2 separate regions of the Homo sapiens genome follow, and region 2 is linked to region 1. Evidence: chromatin contacts called from ENCODE Hi-C or POLR2A ChIA-PET data. All regions are on one chromosome and are shown on one strand. Each heading gives the region's core, a stretch centred on a gene start or an enhancer-like site at or near the end of the contact. The rest is flanking DNA. Distances are from core to core; before and after follow the strand shown.

Evidence for each region. Hi-C counts contacts between places; a loop is a spot of excess contacts on that map. ChIA-PET counts read pairs that join two places held with the same protein, here RNA polymerase II (POLR2A). Pooled maps may share reads with other maps.
Region 2: a map of endothelial cell of umbilical vein shows a loop between it and region 1 (13-fold over the local background). The contact joins two enhancer-like sites. A Hi-C loop is called at or near these places in 5 of 168 maps with a recorded cell type or tissue (IMR-90, PC-9, aorta and 2 more) and 7 of 50 pooled maps. POLR2A ChIA-PET finds 5 or more read pairs at or near these places in 1 of 52 experiments (BJ).

The regions. Positions count from the first base shown.
Region 1 is chr2:55,859,314-55,865,003 of GRCh38, reverse strand. The region is part of intron 2 of LOC112268416 (a long non-coding RNA gene); the gene reads right to left. Among named protein-coding and RNA genes, the nearest start is that of EFEMP1, 62 kb to the left of the region's middle. Within about 2 kb of position 2,468, at least 13 of the 41 ENCODE cell types and tissues checked have a DNase peak (open chromatin) inside an H3K27ac peak, as active enhancers do; they include ascending aorta and endothelial cell of umbilical vein, where a contact is called at or near this core.
Region 2 is chr2:55,989,270-55,994,959 of GRCh38, reverse strand. All of the region lies in intron 2 of MIR217HG (MIR217 host gene), which reads left to right. All of the region lies in intron 3 of LOC105374690 (a long non-coding RNA gene), which reads right to left. Among named protein-coding and RNA genes, the nearest start is that of MIR216A, 3.1 kb to the right of the region's middle. Within about 2 kb of position 2,244, at least 3 of the 41 ENCODE cell types and tissues checked have a DNase peak (open chromatin) inside an H3K27ac peak, as active enhancers do; they include ascending aorta and endothelial cell of umbilical vein, where a contact is called at or near this core.

The DNA of each region.
Region 1 (5,690 bases), core at 1,219-3,718:
GGCATGGAGTACACTCAGAGTGTTGAGCAAATATCGTCACTATCTAGTTCAGGGGCCCCCAACCACTCCCCCAACAACTGGGCTGCAGACTGGTACCTGTCCATGGCCTGTTAGGAACCGGGCCGCACAGCAGGAGGTGAGTGGTGGGCGAGCATTACCACCTGAGCTCTGCCTTCTGGCAGATCATCCCAGCATTAGATTCTCATAGAAGCATGAACCCTATTGTGCATGCAAGGGATCTAGGTTGTGTGCTCCTTATGAGAATCTGATGCCTGGTAATCTGAGGTCTGAGGTGGAACAGTTTCATCCCCAAACCATCCCCTCACCCCTCCCCACCCTCATCCCCCACTATCCCCACCCATGGAAAAATTGTCTTCCACCAAACCTGGTGCCAAAAAGGCTGGGGACCACTGATCTAGTTCCATAACATTTCATCACTCAAAAATAAACCCCATACCTGTTAACAGTCACTCCCATTTCCCCTTCCCATAAGCCCCTCTGGGAGTCAACAATCTACTTTCTATGGATTTGCCTATTCCGGACGTTTTATATAAATAAGATCATACAATAATATGTGGCCTTTTGTGTCTGGCTTCTTTCACTCAGCATGTTTTCAAGGTTTAGCCATGTTATAGCATGTGTCAGTACTTCATTTCTTTTTCCAACTGAATAATATTCCATTGTATAGATCTATCGCACTTTGTTTATTCATCAGTTAATGAACATCAGCTGATAAGCTGTTTATACCTGTGATTATTGTTTTTCAATCTTGGGTGTCAAAAAGAAACTGTTTCCTAGACTATTCATCCACTAGTTTCACAGCCTAAATTCACCCATTTTTAGTTTGGCCTTTGACTAAAAAGAATAGCAAGTTTAAAAAAATTGTTTTAATTCATGGAAGCAAAAACCTGGAAAAAGCTTTGAGAAGCTAATACATGAGTTCCTTTATAGGTGCAATCATCCTCAATAAACGTAAATATCTCATGCTCTCTTAATTTGAAATTGAAAATAAATATCATGTCTAAAAACAAATCAAAGCAGTAGGACAAAATTCTGCTGTTTTCAAACTACACACGATTCTTTCCTTCCCTCCATGAAAATCACTGATTTAAGCCTGCTCCCATAGATGAAAATTATGGAAATAATTTATTGTCACAGTCATTTATTATCATAATTTTCTCAGCATTTATTGAGAAAATTCTAAAGTAATTCCTTCCAATGTCTAATAGTGTGATGGTATAGAAGAACCAAGAGTCTATTTAGTCTTGATTCTAAAATAACCAGCCAAGAGATCTTGGGGAAGTCACTTAGCTTCTCAGTACCTTGGTTTAATCTATAAAAGTGGGATATTGAAACAAGGTTTTCCTCCAGCTTTGAAAACCAGGTGTGGTGGCTCCCACCTGTAATCCTATCCCTTTGGGAAGCCAATGCAGGTGGATCACTTGAGCCAGGAGTTCAAGACCAGCATGGACAACATAGCGAAACCCCATCTCTACAAAAACATACAAATATTACTGAGGTGTGGTGGCATGTTCCTGTAGTCCTAGCTACTTGGGAGGCTGAGGTGGGTGGATTACTTGAACTCAGGAGGTAGAGGTTACAGTGAGCTGTGAGTACACCACTGCGCTCCAGCCTGGGCAACAGAGCAAGACCCTGTCTCAGGAAAGAAAATTATCTATATCTATATATCTATATATCTCCCAGGAATGCGCCATTGAAAGAAGAGTTAGCTCTATTTGCCAAATCTTTGAAAGCATCTGAGTCTTCTTTGTACGCAGCGACTATTAGAAAGCATTATCATTGGTGGAAGAAAAAAATGAATAGTGCCCACCAAAAAAAAACATATCTTCACTTTATGGTCTCATTATTAACGCTGAGCACGTAAGAAATAATCCAATTTAACTATGTTTTTTAAATTGCAATTCAAACAACAATTACTTTTAGTATTCACTCTTATGCATGTTTTTGTTCCTTTCCACTGAAACTAATTGCAATCTGATTACTCATGTTAAACTGGAAGTCATTATACCTTATCTCACCAGTGGAAAAAATGGCCAGTCATGAGTTCCCACACTTCCAAACATGCTTTCAGGGAAATGCCTATGTTTTTACTCAGTGAGCCTCAGTAATGAGGACTGACGTAGATGTTTCCAACACTTCACTGTTGTAATACCTGTGGCCTGGGCTCTGAGACTTCCATGCTCTCTGACTGGACACAGTTATTTTTTTACAGTGGTTAGGAAAGACCTCTTGGTTGTTAAGCTCTCTAAAAGAGAATAATTTAACTTCAGCTGCCAAATTTCCCTCTTAAGTAGTTTCTTTAACAACTGGCAATCTCCATCTCCTCCAAATATAAAATATCTCCTATTTCATACCCTTATTTTTAATAATAATAGGATTCTAGAACTTAGATACCATCCTGTAAAAAATCTCTTATTTTTAAGACTTGCACAACATCGCAGTTTGTTGAGCAAGAGTGCTATGCCTAGAATGCAGTTCTTATGACTTAGATTAGGGCTCTTTTCATTGGCCATACTCCAAATTTCAACACCAACAAGCAATCTCTTTCCTTTTAAACCCCTTCTTGAACAGTGTCCATTCCACATCATGGGCCAGCCTTTCTGGCTGCATGACTTTTTCATCGCTGCTTTCACATGCAATCGGATTGAAATAACATAGATACCACCAACCTGATTCTTATAACCTTCTTGAACTGTAGTTTATTGTTCTCTTTAACTCCAGACAGGCAGAAGTAATTGTGTTACCCAAAATACTCCTGAATTCTGGAAACTGAAATGCAAACACCAGTCATGTAGACCTCACTATACTTGAGAGGACAGCAGTTTCCAGAAGAAAAGAGGCCATTAGTAGAGATCCAGATGGATCTCTACCAATAATGGGGAGCTTTGAGAGCAATAGTGATTGATACGGTTTGGATGTTTCTCCCCTCCAAATCTCATGTTGCAATGTGACCTCCAATGTTGGAGGTGGGGCCTGGTGGAAAGTGTTTGGGTCATGGGGTGGGTCCCTCATGACTGGCTTGGTGCCCTCCCTGCAGGAACACATTCACATGAGAGCTGGTTATTTAAAGAAGTCTGGCTCCTCCTCATTTCCCTTGCTCCTGTTCTGGCCATGTGATATACCTACTTCCCTGCTTCGCTTTCCACCATGATTGTAAGCTTCCGGAGGTCTTCACCAGAAGCAGACGGTGGTATCACATTACCCGTATAGCCTGCAGAATCGTGAACCAATTAATCCTCTTTTCTTTATAAATTACCCAGTTCAGGTATTTATTTATAGCAATGCAAGGGCGACCTAACACAGTGGTGAAGATAGAATGAGTCTAACACTCCCCTGGTCCAGGAGCTGGACAAAAAAGCATACAGCGTCCTTCCTGCTGTAAGGATTATTATAAAGCCAAGGGTAAAGAACATTGCCGTTCCTTGACACTGGTTAACATTCATTAGGTGAATTTCGAAGGTGCAAATATGTACAAGGAACATCATCACCTAACAGCTTCTGTTTTAGAGGCTGAGAGTAAGACAAGATATGACACTATTAAGAACTCAGTCCTCAATGGGGCTTTAGGTTCTTGCACATGTGAAAATGGCAAAAATACATAGGTATTTTTTAAATTATAATTTAAAAATATAAGTATTGAAGAGTAGAAATCAGCTAGAAACCAATCCCCATATCTAGTACATGTACTAATTTCTACCACTCTTCATTTACAAGGGAGATGCTTTAGTGAATTCAAATGATGGAAATGGAAAGATTGTTCAGTACCCTAAGGCCACCTGAACACAGCCCAGTGGGATTATTATTTTTGGGGAAGCTTCACAAATAAAAGTTTATTGTTGAGTCTTGTTTCCATGACTTCAAGCGGTTGCTTGTGTTTTGAATAGTTATGTATGCTTCTAACTTTCTAACGCTCCTTTTAAAATATAGAACAGCTGCTGGTCTGCTCATATGTTATGCATAAGAAGCCCACAAGGGACAAGGCCCTCTATTAATATGTTGAATTATTTTTAACACAGTTTTACTTCTATCCCAAATCATCATCTCTAAAAGATGGCAAACTTCCATCTTCCCAGCTGGGGGGAGCACCTGCAAAATTCAAACCCAAATTGTGACACATCTGGTACCCAAAAACCAATCTTGTTTCATCTGGCCAGCAGACTAAAATATCAAGATCGTTGAACAGAAACAAGGCAAAAAGTTAACTGCCTCTTATATGCAGTCAATGCAGATGTCTAGTTAAGCTGTTTATATAGTAAGCGCATGTGTATGTTAACGGAGCACAGACCCCTTTAATAAGCCAGAGTTGGAATATAAATGCAAGAGAATTTTAAAGACCTGAATGCAATAATTCGGTTCTTTTTTATCTTCCCATAGAAACTAAAGTAGTTTCTGCAAAATCTCAGCATGATATTTAAACAGATGCATATAACACAAATGATTTTGTTGAGTTGAGTATCTCCAAATTGTTTATTTCCTTTAAAAACCCCATTTTATGTTTTTGTATTTTAATATTTACATTATGTTTATTTAAGTGGTAAATTACTTGCAAATGGCTTAAACAAGGTGTCTTGGTTTGTGTTGCCCCAGATGCAGATTCGGACATAAAAACTGAGTTCTGGTAGGTTGAGAGGTTCTCTTGGGAAGCAAACTTGAGTGAGTGGGGAAAGTGAGCCAGAAAGAGATGCCAATGAATTCGTGAGTAAATGAGTGGATCACCTCTGTGAGCAACTGTAGCTCAAGTCCTCTGATAAATCATATGGAACTCACCTGAGAAACATTCCACTAGAGGCCACATGGGCTGCAGCATTTATCTACCAACTCCCGTCCCTGTGGTAAGTGTTGCCCATACACACTGCCTGCAGGAGGGTGTGCTTCCTCATACTGGAGAAAGCCCTCAGGCAGAGGGTAAGAAAGATAGGGGTTTGATAGAGGATGCTGTTGGCAAACTAGAAACTGCTACTGCACCATGCAGTAAACTCATATGGCTAAGGAGATCTGCGGCAGACATCAACATTTGCTGACTGACGCCAGTGCAATGCTAGATGATTCTGACAAATGGAGCTTCTGTTACTTACTGGCTTGATGGCTTCATACCACATAAATCTCTTCCTTGACCTTTTTCTGGTCATTCTCCCATCTTTTCTTCCTTTTCCTCTCTCATTCTCTTCTTCTGCTCAGGCACTAACCATGTCCAAGGCTAATGGACATGGTTCAGCCAATGACACTGAATTAGATTCAAGGACACATATAATACTATGCAAAGTGGTACTGTATAGTTAATACCACGAGCCTATCTGATTCTAGAGCTCATCACAAGTCCAATTGCAGAGTACTAAATAGAATGAGTAGCCCTTCAAAAGTGAATGTTCAGGGAAGCTAATGAAGCTAAAGCTTCAAGGCTCCTCCCTTGCACCAGCCCCTTCCAAGGTCCTGAAAGGGACCCTATGTTCACATAGTTATATATTTTTGTAAAATTTGTATAATACATTTTAGCTGTATTGGTTAGAATTACTCTTTCATCTTGGGCTCCCCTCATCACACTTCACATGTCACGTGGCTCTGAAGTGCGTCAAAAGTATGTTTGAGATCCAGCCTGGGAAAGTGGAGTTAGGAGAGTGTATTTAGTTTGGATTTAGTAGGATATATTTATATAGTTAACATTCATTTCT
Region 2 (5,690 bases), core at 995-3,494, 130 kb before region 1:
CAAATTGCACACTTATGATTTGAGCATTTTTCTCTAAGTGTATTTACCTCAATATAGTAACTTAAAAGTAAGTATTTATGAAGACTCCTGGCATTCGCTCCCCAAACATATGCAAGCCAATCAGAATAGTTGAGTATGTATTGTCCCTGCCTGAGGGACGTGCATTCTTCAATCTCCATCCTAAAAGATTGTTTTTAGGACCTCAGGCCTTAGGCATCAGGTATTATCCCCTTGGCCTTTTTCCCCTATGGGCTTTCTTCCCTAAACTGAGCCCCTGTCTTCTCTAATTGGTCCTGAATTTCCCTTACTATCTCCAAAGCAGTTGAGAAAATGTTTCATTCATCTTTTTCCTCACAGTACTATGTCTAGCCACCCTTGCTGTTGCCCTATAAAGATCCAGGTGTCCTTTTACAGGTGCTTCCTAGGTGGCTTTCTTAGGGTCCTCTTCAAAAGGAGCTCTTAAAATCAGAGAATGATGCTGCCTCCTGGTATCTGTCTCTTTCAGTCTCCTTTTCTCACTATATTGCTGGAACTCATATTTCTGAAAAATGAGTTCCATGTTGCTTTGTAACTCCATGGAAAGGTATTGCTATTGGTTATTCTCCCATTTTCAGTTTGATTTCTGTAACAGCCTTCCTGAAAGGGTTATTGTCAAGATTAAATGAGATAATCTACATAAAATGCTTAGTAGAAGGCTAAGAACATGGTCATCCCTAATTAAATAGCAGCTTTTGACACTGTTATTAGTACTGTATGGTTCCATGTCAGACATTGTTAGGCATTTTATGTAAATATTTTTATTTAAACTCCCAGCAAGCCTGTGAGATAGATACTGGGATCCTATTTTTTAGTGAGAAAACTGAGATTTTGTAGGGGTTATGCCTTTTTCCTGGGTCACTAGACAGTTAAATTGACAATGGGGATGCATTTGCTTCTAGAATAAACACCTTCTTATAGGATGTGAATCCTGCCAGATTGTGGCATGGCACTCAACTCCTCAAAGAAGCCATTGAGTTCCAGTCAGGCACTGCGAGAATTGCAGAAGAAATCTCAAACTTGGCCCCTGCCTCCAAGAAGCTGACAATGGGTAAGTCTACCCTTTTGCACTCTTGCCCAACATTCTGTCGTGGAGACTTACAGGCTTACAGGCTGCAAGTATCTAATCATCTTCCATGCTTTCATGTTTGTTGCCTTTAGCATCACTTCCATCTTCCCAAACCAAGTATCCTCTTAGAAAACTCTGACAAACAGCCAGGCGTGGTGGCTCACGCCTGTAATCCTAGCACTTTGGGAGGCTGAGGCAGGTGGATTGCCTGAGCTCAGGAGTTCGAAACCAGTCTGGGCAACACGGTGAAACCCTGTCTCTACTAAAAATACAAAAAAATAAGCCAGGCATGGTGGCGGGTGCCTGTAGTCCCAGCTACTCAGGAGGCTGAGGCAGGAGAATTGCTTGAACCCGGGAGGCAGAGGTTGCAGTGAGCCGAGATCGTGCCACTGCACTCCAGACTGGGTGACAGAGCGAGACTCCATCTCCAGAAAAAAAGAAAAAAGAAAACTCTGACGAACTTAGACTGACATTTCTTCTCTGTTGCAAGAATCTTCAGAGATCTGGATTCTAAACACTGTCTCCTAAATATTTCCAGGAAAAACTTTTCTCCTTCTTTTACTGTGGATGTACTCTACCAGAGAAGGTAGGTCCAAGCTGATTCAGCCATTACAACTTCAATTCCATGGAGCAGATCAGTGGCTCATGTCACTGAAGTTAATTATTATTATGTCTCTGGTCTGCAGAAAGAGCACCTCCAAAATTTTCTTTTTTTATGAAAGAGAAGTTGGCATAAGTTTAGTCTTAAGGATTGCAACCCAATTACATATAGGCAGCCCCCAATGACTATTCTAACAGAAACTACTTTATTTCTCTCCAATTACTCATACTATTATCATTATCCAACCTACTAATAATGGCTTTCTCTGAGGACATTACTTATCCGCTTGGGTCACAGGGATGTAGAATGCACCATATCTCTTGAAGTGGAGCTGGCTTCTTTTTAAGGCTTTGCAGAAGCTTGAACTAGAGAAGGATAAAGCCTTTTTATGGGAACCATCCTTTGTATCAGTAATACTTATGTTCTGTTGTTAATTGTGACTACCTATTCAAGAATGTCTCCACCATTCAGAATGTGGAAAACATGCCAGTGGGAAGCTCAGCTCAATGGCAGTTCCGGCTTTGGCTTTGGACTCGACACCCACTTATGCACACTATGACTCAAATTCCCTTCTCGTAATGCCTTATCTCTAGACACCACTCTCCATGAATCCCTTTCCCTGTTCGTAATCACTTCTAATCCTCATGTTCCTCTGTCTGACCTTCTTTTCCCACAAAAATCCAGAAAGTATGCACTTAATAAACAAACAAATCCATTGACAAAGATAGATGTATTCAGGGCAGCTTTACCAAAATTCAAACTGGTATTTAACACAATTCCAGCCAAAATGCTCATTTGTAACTCCAGCCAACTATTTTATTGAAATCAATTTGAAGCCAAACATTTTCCAAATGCCTACAAGGCTGCAAAAATAATAAATAATGTTTGGCTATTTTTCAAACCTTGGAGGATACAGAGTCCCAGTCCCAGAAATAACAAAAAGACAAGGTGAAAGGAAGCAGACTTGAAAAGAGTTATTGCTTGGATAGTGACTCTCAACCAGAAATCAAAGAGCAGAAGTTCATTTAGGGAAACTTCAGGTAGTTATCATAACTGCTAGGAAATTAGGATACAGAAGAGAGTAACATTGAGTGGATTCTCATGGGTCCTCTCATCTACCAGCACTTTTTCAGTTGATTTATATAGATTTTCTACCTTTGTTTTGAGTTAATTTCCAAAAAGTAGGATGCAAAAGATACTCAAATATAACAAAATTAATACTACTTCAGCACTAGCTTGAGTTTGAGTATCCAAAGACCTGAGATGTTTCAGAATTCAAGGCTGAAGTTTGAGGGAGGACATGTCTCAGATGATGGAGAGAAAGAAGAGAAAACTGAATTGCAAATACAGCTTGTATCAACTCTAGATACCATAAGGTTCAGAGGAATCAATAACATCATGTAAACTCAGAAGCCCTTCAACTTAGAGATTGAGACATCTCTTGACCTATATACTAACTACCCTAGTACATTGGTAATAAACCAGTAATTCAAGCAAGATACAGAAATGGATATGAAAAAATTCTAGGAAGGAGGAAAATAACAAAAAAGACACAAGCATAAAAAATGAGTGGGATTTGGATAACATTTGTAAACTCTAGAGGTGGAAGATTTGTAAAACTAACAGAAAAAGTAATTGAGTTAACCAAAGGACATAGGAGTAAAATTAAAACAAAATAAAATTAGCATTTATGGAGAATCTGTGTATCAGATTCTGTACTAGTTAGACATTTTCACAAACACCACATTTAGTTCTTAATCTCATGCACAAGTATTACCAACACAGAAACTGAGGCTCCAAGAAATAAAACAATTTGCCTTAAAGCCCACAGGTAGTTAAGTATTAGAACCAGGAGTCACACCAAGGTCCACTTCACTCCAAAGCTCATGTGCTTCCCGACACCCCACACACCATTCCACAGCCAAGATAGCTGCAGGAAGGGGTAGTCCTCCAGGTTTTCAGAAGATATCCAAATAATTACAGCTTTGAATAAATAACACTAGTCTTCAGGGAAATAGGAAAATTGCCACCATCTGAACAGACCCAATGACCAAACTGAAATTTATTACTCTCAAATACAAATCTATAGAGAGTCTCTAACAGAACTAAGATCACAAATGCATACATTGCGGTGCACCCAAAATATGCATATAGAGACATCTTAGATAATATCCTCAGAATACTTGAACAGAATGTATAGATAGTGTTAGAAACAGCTTACTCCTTGATACTTTGCTACTGTATTTCAGTTTATCTGGCCTGTGGACTATCTATCCACATTAATATAGCTTTGTTGCCAAAACAACTTTGTATCAGTTTCTTCCTTTTTCTTTTTTAAATGCCCATCACAGCAACCCACTAAGGTAGGCAAGGCAGAAACGTATATGTCTTTGCTTCCATTGAGAGCCCACCTCCCTGTGCAGTTGTGGACATGACAACTTAAGATTAATAAAAAGCTGTCTCATCTTCCACATCAGCATATGATGTTCCCATTTATGATCTTTTCTTAATGTTTTCTAGCAGAGGGAAGAAGAACTACATACTCCTGTCACTTCTCTATGGTAACTTTTCACTATTAAACTTTCTAGAGAGAAAGGAAAATCAAATATAAGATTAAGAGAAAAGAAAAAACTGAACGTCATTCATGTTGCTCTGAGAAGCCCTTGTTTTTTGATTAAGATAAAATCTGCTTATTTTTAATCCTGAGCAATTTGACTCCAGAAAATAAACTTAGAACAATATTTAAAAAGTTAAATCCTAATGATGAGACATTCTTATTTTACAAAAGTAGCTTTGTACTTAGGAGTCCATATGAGGCACAAGATTATATTCAATTGTTCTTTCTCAATTGTTTTGTAACTTTATATTTACCTGACTTTTAAAACGAAAAGCCACTTTTCTAACTCTGTAAATTACCACTCTCTTAATTGTGTCAAGTCTCAATTATTAAAGGACAAGTTATGAGCTGAAATCCATAATTCTTTGCTTCAACAAACATTTGATTTAGTTTGACAAAATTTTTTTGAGCACTTATTAAACATCAGATGCTAAACTGAGAATAGTATAGTTGAGGATATAGAGATGAATAAGCACAGTGCCAACACTTGGAAGTTTGCAGTCAATGAAGGAGAAAGCATGTGAGTGAGAAAACACCATTGTGTATTACAGGTGCCAAAAAAGGGAGACTGGGGAGAGAAGGCAGTGTGTGATAGTTTTCAATGTGTGACTGTCACACAAGGGGGTGTGTGTGTGTGTGTGTGTGTGTGTGTGTGTGAAAGAGAGAGAGAGGAGGGAGAGAGAAAGAAGAAATAATTCCAAGTATGGGCAAACACAGCTCATTGGATTCTCAGAACTTGTTAGAGCTGGAGTCTACAATGTAGAGGAAGAAATGGTCTAGTATGAAGTGAAGCTGGAGAAAGGCAGTGGAAAATCTCCACCGAAGTGCAAATCGCAGCCACCAAAACCAGACCTACTGAATCAAAATATAGAGGTAGGTCCTGGGGATCTACATTTGTAACAAGTTTCCTATGTGCTTCTTACACTCACTCAAGTTGAGATGCCATCCACGGCAGATGGTGGGGAAACTCTGAGGGCGTTTCCTCTTCCTTCCGTTCTTAATCATTATTCTTACCATTGATTAGCCCCACCCAGTGGACTGAGGGGCTTAGATCATGGCTCAGTCTCACTTAGCCATGACAGTGATGTGGGCAAGAGGGGAGGACATACCACCATCTATGAAAGGTAATAGCCACCGCTATTGACACATCTGGCCATTTGGTGAGTATACGGTCATTACTTTTTCAACGTAATTGCTGGTTTTCTTGTCTGAGGACAAATTTTAGAGTGTTTGGCTTTGATGTTTCCAAGTTCTCTATAAAGCTTGTTTAAAAAATCATTTTTAGTGATTGGTTTTACATTCACCTGTACTCCTACTTGGCTGTTTCTTACTATATATGGATTAGAGTAAATCCTTTCTAAATGCAA